Regions from separate parts of the Homo sapiens genome. Here region 2 is linked to region 1. Evidence: read pairs that join two places in POLR2A ChIA-PET (ENCODE). Cell type or tissue: HepG2. All regions are shown on one strand. Region 1 overlaps CPEB4 (cytoplasmic polyadenylation element binding protein 4). Region 2 has its middle 36 kb from the start of LINC01485.

Region 1 (4,000 bases):
TGCTCTTACTTTAATAGAAACATTCCAGGTTTTGCCACACTTGTCTTCAATTTCTATTACTAAACACAAATAATAACAGTATATTTTTTATAAATTTATCCTATAATAGCATATGTCAAGTGAAGACACAAACTGATTATAAAACTGGAGGTTATTTCATGAATGATCTTAAAAAAATCACTTATCCTTTAAATCTAAGCTATTTAACTGTCTTACTTTCTCGTAAAAAGGCAAAATATAGGTGCCAAGAATAAGTTATTCAGGTACCTCTACGAAATGATTCTTTAGAATTACCTAAAATTTCTAGAGCTTTTCCCCCAAATGTTTGAAATTTATAGGATTAGTCATTTATTTAGCTCATCTCATTTTAAACCACATGTATTGTTTACTTAGTAAAAAAGAAAAGAAAAAAGTTGACATAAGGCATTTGAGCATAATTAAACCTCCAAGATAATGAGGTATTTTGGGACTAGTGTCACTATATTTTTCTTTTTAAAGATTCTTAATTTTTTTCTAAGAAATTCCTTTCAGAAAGGAAAAAAAGCACATCTTTAGATATAAATAAGCTGAGTTTCTCATTTAACACAGGGAAATCATTTTGATTCAAATCCAAATCCCACCATTCTGCTAAATTTCTTTATAGCTCCTTAACTCCTTCAAATTATGTCTAAAATGTTAACTGTAACACAAAAATTACCTAAGGATCAAAGCTATGCTTCATTTCCCCTCTCCCCTTCCCCACAAAGGTTAGAAATTAAACAAGCTTGGGTCGTCTCCAAATACAAGTGATACATTTAAAAGTTAAAAACAATGTTACCTCTCCTTCGCCCATATGTCCTTGCTGCATGTCAAATGAGAAAAAAACAAAAACAAAAAAACAAAACAACCTTTCAAACATTGTCAAAAGAATCAACTGTGATTTCATCTACCAGCTTTTGAAAATGGAAAAACTGTGACTATATTCTTCATTTCCTGGTAAATGTCTAAAAAAACAAGGAACGGGAGGTAAGAGGTCAATTTTGGGCATTTTTAAAATTTCTTCAAGGACACTGTAAAACTTTATTGAATCTTATTTGTTTTATGGGAAGCTTTTTGCTGTAATTGTTGCCCAAGGTTCAAACTATTATGAAACTAAGGCAGTATACAACATAATAAAAACCAACTATTACCATATTAATAACGTTTTCTCTCAGAATTCCCTGCTAACTAGCAATTTAGTAGATATACCAATATTTAATTCATGACTTTTTCACCACCAGAAGATAAATAACAACTTTACAGTATTCCTCAGTTAATCCCTTATAAGAGAAAATCATAACAAATGAAATCTTTAAGCAATTCATCAACTTCCTTTTAGCCAACAGTTCCCTATGCCTAATCAAGTCTTCTACCAAGTCCTAAATGTTGAAAAGTAAAAGGCTTGGTATTTTTATTGCCAAGTAGGTTGTAGCCAAGGGGCAAAGTAAAGGTAATTAATAATCCACTGGAATACTCAGGAAATGACAGTATAAACTTTAAATCAGAAAACCTTTGAGAAAATGTCTTCCCTGAAACAAACTGGCACTTATAAGCCCAGCCTGTCCAAACACCTCAATTCTATCCAACGAACATTTCTTGAATGCCTGATCTTGTGGATAAATAGTAAATAGTGCATGTCCCTGACCTCCAGGAACTAGCAGCTTTTAATGCCAGAAGGCCACATAAGCAAACAACAGTGTAGCATGCCTATTGTTATACTAGTTATGTGGTAGGTGTAACAGGAATAGAGGAGGAAGAACTGACTCTGATGAAAAAGTTGGGGGTGGGGGTAGGGAATTTGAGGTGGCCCTTAACAGAAAAACAGAGGAAGGGCATTCCAGGCTCAACAGCGTTACACGCAGGGGTGCTGCTGTAGCATTCAGGGAAAGGTGGCCGAACAGAAGCATGTAGAACAAGTGGGGACTTGGCTGGGGATGAGGTTTCAACAGTAAACTGGGATGGGTTTTTTCTTTTTGGAGACAGAATCTAGCTCTGTCACCCAGGCTGGAGTGGTGCAATCTCAGCTCACTGCGGCCTCCGCCTCCCGGGTTCAAGCGATTCTCGTGCCTCAGCCTCCCCAGTACCTGGTACCACAGGGGTGTGCCACCACGACCAGCTAATTTTTGTATTTTTTTTTTGGCAGAGATGGGGTTTCACTATGTTGGCCAAATTGGTCTCGAACTCCTGATCTCAAGTGATCTGCCCACCTCAGCCTCCCAAAGTCCCAGGGTTACAGCCTGGGATAGGTTTTTGAGTTAGAAGGTATAGCTCCTTTAAGAAATCACTATACAAACTCACAAACTGGTCAAGGTTTTTATTCTCATTCTTCCAGATAAATGCTAAATAATTATAACTCAGAAATATTATGTGAGTATCTTCCAAAGTGAAATTATATCTCAAACCAAAATACATTTCTGCCACACTTAGATAGCCCTGGATTTCACCAAAGTATTTGAGCAAATGGATTCACACAACATACAATCTCCCTCAAGCACTTGTGCTTTCACTTTAATAGGTCTTAAGTTTAGGGGGTTGGGGAGGGGTAGGTATTTTCTGACTTAATCAGACAGAGGTTAGAAAGACAAATAGCATCACAAAGCAGATGCTTGTTTACGAACATTCTATTCATACAACTGCTTCAAAGATTAGGGAGTCTGGGGAAACAAAGTAACGATTTGAAAATCTTAATGCTGTCAATCTTAAAAAGTTGATTGATGCTGCTTGGATTTCTGAGAAAACAGATATTTGAAAAGAATAAGCTTTTATAATATAGCTACAAAATTAACATGAAAACTCTCATGGCTTCCATTATATCAAAAATAAATAATTTCCGGAATAGTAAGGGCTGTGGATCAAAAGTTACAATCAAATACTCTCGAAATCTTCAAATGTACACTCTCAAACTTTGATTGTATACTATAAAATTAAACTGGTCAATATAAAATAATTCATGGTTAAATTCTGAGATTAAATTCTGAAAGCTATGTAGATATTTTCTCATATTAAGGGAAAATAGGTTATAAGTGAATAATGTTTACAACTATAAAAGTTGCCCAATCAAATCAGGAAATTAATGTAAATTAATATTGAAGAAATAAAAACAATGACATTCTGGAACATGCAAAACGAGAATGTGTAATTTTTATTTCCACTTATTGTAATACTTATACATTATTTTTCATGTAAATTTTGACATATGACATATACACAAAAATAAACCATAAGTTCAATGAATTTTCTACAAATTGAACAGATCTATGTAACCAGAACCCAGACATTAATAGAATGCTAAATAACGCCACTTTATCTTACATAAAAAAGATGTACTAAGCACTTTTCCTCACTTATTTCAAATTATATTGGCACACACTTTATGATGAAATTCTTGCAACATAGAACTTCTCTGCTTTCCTGAGGAAAATGTCAGACAGATTTCCAATCTCATGACTAGCAAGTATTGCCTGTTATTTGATGTTTCTCAAATATCCGAGGAAGTGTAAGTTAAAAAATGACTTTAATTATGTTCAAAGAAATCTACATTTTGGAAAAGTTCTAAGTCAGCCAAACTAACCCTGCTCAGAAGTTTCCTTCAGTTACCAAAAAGTAGACTCTTCAAAGATTGTTTAGATGCATGCTCTTGCCACTGAATAAAAATCTCCCAGTCCCCACCAAAGTTTAAATGATTACGATTTATATGTTTATCCACTTGTATTATTTCTTAGTTTTGATTTATTTTATTTTTATTTTTGGAGATGGATTCTCGCCCAGGCTGGAGTGCGGTGGCACGATCTCAGCTCACTGCAACCTCTGCCTCCCAGATTCAAGCAATTCTTCTTGCCTCAGTCTCGCTGGGACTATACACCACCACATCCAGCTTTTTTTTTTTTTTTTTGTATTTTATTAGAGACATGGTTTTACCCTGTTGAACAGGCTGGTCTCAAACCCCCGAGCTCAGGCAATCTGCCCACTTCAGCCTCCCAAA
Region 2 (4,000 bases), 110 kb after region 1:
CAATTCATCCATACCATCTCTCAACTTTGCACCTTCTCCCATGTCCCTACATACCTCCTCAAGTCTTCTTGTTTCTGAAGATCACAGATCTGATTCCAAATAAGGAAGATTTGGCCAAATCTCAGCTTTTCCAGCATGTAGTTAGAAATGACCCATAGGCCAAGAGAATCCTCTTGTGAGGATTGACTAGGGCCATTTGGTTGTAGAGGCAAATTGCCCTACAGAGTGGTAGGAAGGGACTTGGACTCCACTTGGAGGGTCTCTGCAAATCTCAGCTCTGACACCTATTAGCAGTAGGACTCTGGGTAGTGACTTACCTTCTTTAAACCTGAGCTTCCCTTTCCTATGTAAAATCCTTCACTTACCCCAGCTGCCTTTAAGGGCCCTGCATAATCTAGGCCCCGTTAGACCCTCCAGTCTCATTCCTTACAATTCCTTCATTAGTTAAGATTCGTGGAGCAAATAACAAACAAGCAGCGGCTTAAATCACAAGGATGTCTGTTGTTTCCGTATTGAGAAGTCTGAGGGGTACACCCTTGCAGCGTGGCTTCAGCAGTAGCTCAGTGTCCAGATATCTGGATGGTCCATTGGGTCCACATCTCTCCAGTTCTCTTGGTTTTCCCCTTGTTATCTCAAGATGGCTGCCATGGCTCCAGGCATTGCACCCACACGGGACAGTGACAAACTCTCTTCATGTACTTCTTTACTTTGATCTGAAGCTCCCCAGGAGACTTCTTCTGACACTTTTTTAGATGAGACCATATCATGTGGCCGCTCTAGCTGCAAGGGAAGCTGATGAAGCACACATCTTGCTTTTCTTCTGTTAAGGTAAGGCTGGTGAGGGAGAAGTGGATTGCAAATGCCTGCTGAGTGGCTGAGCAACATTGGCTGCTACATCCCTAACAAACATCCCGTCCCTCTATCACACCAATCTGCTCAGTGTTCCCCCAAAACAGCATAGAATTTCAGGCCTCTCTATCATTTTATATGATGGTTTTCTCTGCCTATAATGCCCTTCCTTCCCTTCTTCATCTGGTAAACCCCTACTTAACTTCTAAGTTTCAACTCGGAGATGCCTTTGTTGAATATCACCTACATTCTCAAGTGTGTGTTAGATGGACCTCTGCTCTCTGGACAGAAAGTGTCCCTTTCCCACCTTCTGTATCCTATTGTCAAGCATATAACCATATAAAACAGGTGTTCATTAAATGTTCATTGAATAAATGAAGTTAATAGTCACTACCTTGCAGTCATTATGAAGTTGAAAATGAAATAAGAAATAATAGACATTTTAATAATAATCGACATACTATTAATAACTTCAACTCACATTAACTGTGTACTTAGCTAAGTGTCAGCCACTGGTCCAAACATCTAAAACGCCTAACTCATCAGATCCTAACAAAAACCCTATGAAGTAAGCCAATTTGTTGGCATGAGCTAGGTTTTGCTGAAGTAAATACCAAAGGTTTATTTCTCACTCCTGCTCAATATTCTTTGTGAGCTGAGGGGATCTCTTTTCACTGTAATTGCTTGAGAATCCAAGCTGGCCATCCTGTAGTTGCAACACTCAAATCACCTGGCCTGCCTCCTTGGTCAACATGGCAAGGTAGAGAGTGTGGAGAACCCATACCAGCTCTGAATGCTTCTATCTAGAAGTGATGTACACCACTTCCCCTTATATTTCCTGGTCAGGGCAAGTCACATAGTCCAAGTTCACAGTCCATGCCCAAGTTCAAAAGATTATGTGTGCTGAAAAAGTTGTTGGTGAGCTCTAGTGTATCTACCACATAGGTGCTCTTATCAGCTTTACTTAACAGATGAAGAAACTGAAGAAGAAAATGAGGGTGAAACCATTTGCCCAAGGTCACATAGCTAGTAAGGGGTTAATGCGGAATTCAAATTTGGCCTTTGTGAATTAGGGCAGAGGTCATCAAACTCTGTAAAGGGTAGGAGAGTGAATATTTTAGGTTTTGCAAGCCATATGGTCTTCGTCACAGCTACTCAACTCTACTGTTATAGCACAAAAACAGCCACAGATGATATGTATATGAGCGGGTATGGCTATGTTCCAATAAAACTTTATTTACAGAAGTATGGGGTGGGCCAGGTTTGGCCAGTGGGCCATGGTTTGCTGACGCCTGAGTGACAGTCCTTGCTCATGACCTCAAGGTTACCTTGAACTCTGCAAATTGTGAGATAATGAACCAATGTGAGTTCTTACATCCATTTTCCACCAAATATCAGCTACAACATGACCTCCCTAGCTGCTCAGAGTTAAATGATTTCACAGACTTTAATGGGTCACTGAGCTTTCATCTAGCCAAGGTTAAGGGTAACCAGCTTCTCTTTGGGGCCTGGTTAATTATTACCGTGCAAGTTTAAAGGGAATGACAGACAGGTAATTTTCTTACTAAAAATGACAACAGGAACCATACCAAGAACCAAGCAAGCCACTCTTAAACCCCCATTAGCTGGTGGGGTCATTTCTAATGGCACATTCACCGACGGGACAATCGTTCTGCTGGCCTATGCTAACCAGCAATTGAAATCAATGGGAGGCTCTGGGCACCAAAGCGGGTTTTTTTCTGGGCCACCTAACCCAGACCTTGTTTTTCCAGCTGACACTCTGCCTGTGTCAGCTAATTCCTGCTTTGGAAAATGCATTCCAGGGCTAATAAGGACTTTAAAGTCACACTATTTTCTCACCATGTTATTAAAACCCAAACGGCTTTGCTTATTCCTAACATGACCAGGAGGTTCTCTGGCTAGCTTAGAAATTGCCCGAATGTCACAGAAGCTGGGGTTTCAATTGGGAAGACAAATCATGAGGTTTATTTATTGATTTTATTAAATTAAGAATTTGTTTTTAAATTATTCAAGTGCTGTAATAGCAAAGCAGTGAGTTAGGTGCCATAAGAGAATCACATGAAGACCACGATTGGACTAGAAGGCTGACATGTTTGAAAATCTGCAAGGCAGCGTTCACCTGCACCACTTACTTACTTGTGGTAGGAAGCTGGGCAAACCTCTTCACTTCACTGAGCCTCAGTTTCCCCACGTGTGAAATGGCAACAATGAGACCAATTTCACGGTGTTGTCATTGATGGTGGCAACGTGTAAGTGCCCCTGAGGCCATTCCTGAATTGCAGCTAGCATGGAAGCAGGAAGGTCGTAGGTCTGGCCAAGCCAGAAATAGCTGAGAACTGGCTCCGGAAAACTGGCAGAATCAAACCCAAGCTGTGCTCCCCAGTGCTAATTGGGAATTCATCAGGAGAAACAATGACCAGCCAGAATAATTAGGAGAATGAGCTAATGGAACCTGCCCACCCCAAGCTTTGTTCATCCTAGGATGGCAACCAGTCCTCCCCCAGGCTGGTCCACAGCTGTCTCGAGGGAGGAGGGCTGTGTGGGGGCAGAGGCAGAGTGTGCCTCATTTCAGCATGCCTATCTTTATCTCCACCATCAGTTCTCACGAATGCTGCGCTGAGCTCACCAGACGGGGCAGCCGGGGCCAATCATCCAAGGCTTAGGGAGACCTGTGGATGCTGGCAGCAAGGCAGGGCCATAAGATGCAGACTAGAGCCAGGCGTTTCCCGGGCCCCTGCTCCTCAGTGGTGCAGCCACAAGCAGAATTTTCAGAAGCATGGATGGGATTTCCGACTTCATCTAGACTTCACATCCGCTTTGTTCAGAAAAGAAAACTCAGGCCCGGAGACGGATAGTTAGTGATTTGCCAAAGGTCGTGTAGACATCAGTATTGCTGCCATCCCAGGAGCCAGACTCAAATCTCCTTACTGACCTGTCTATCTCAACACCCTTTAGAAAGAGAGCCACCAACACTGGAGTTGGAGAGGCTAGGGGTTTGTTTGAACAGAGAAGGGATAGTGTGAGGTCAAGGATGCAAATTTCTAAAATTCTGAGCTGGGTTAAAAGAAAAATCTTTCTCTACTGTGGTAATATCCACATTGGAACAAGGGACCCTCCTCTCATCCCTTCA

What was found. Peaks named below come from ENCODE experiments on the same cell type or tissue, not always from the same donor. Only the 100,000 strongest peaks of a DNase experiment are listed, where the experiment ranks them.
Region 2: POLR2A ChIA-PET joins it to region 1 with 6 read pairs; 5 of 35 experiments call an interaction of 5 or more read pairs at or near these places.

The regions. Positions count from the first base shown.
Region 1 is chr5:173,939,867-173,943,866 of GRCh38, reverse strand. It overlaps CPEB4 (cytoplasmic polyadenylation element binding protein 4), which reads right to left. Exons shown (of 10, transcript NM_030627.4): 4 at 818-841. Among named protein-coding and RNA genes, the nearest start is that of C5orf47, 47 kb to the left of the region's middle. RefSeq lists an enhancer at 1,569-2,207. In HepG2, no CTCF peak of the experiment used is centred here; a DNase peak (open chromatin) is centred at 1,686.
Region 2 is chr5:173,824,886-173,828,885 of GRCh38, reverse strand. No RefSeq gene overlaps it. Among named protein-coding and RNA genes, the nearest start is that of LINC01485, 36 kb to the right of the region's middle. In HepG2, no CTCF peak of the experiment used is centred here; DNase peaks (open chromatin) are centred at 1,715, 2,305 and 3,475; H3K4me3 peaks cover 1,747 bases.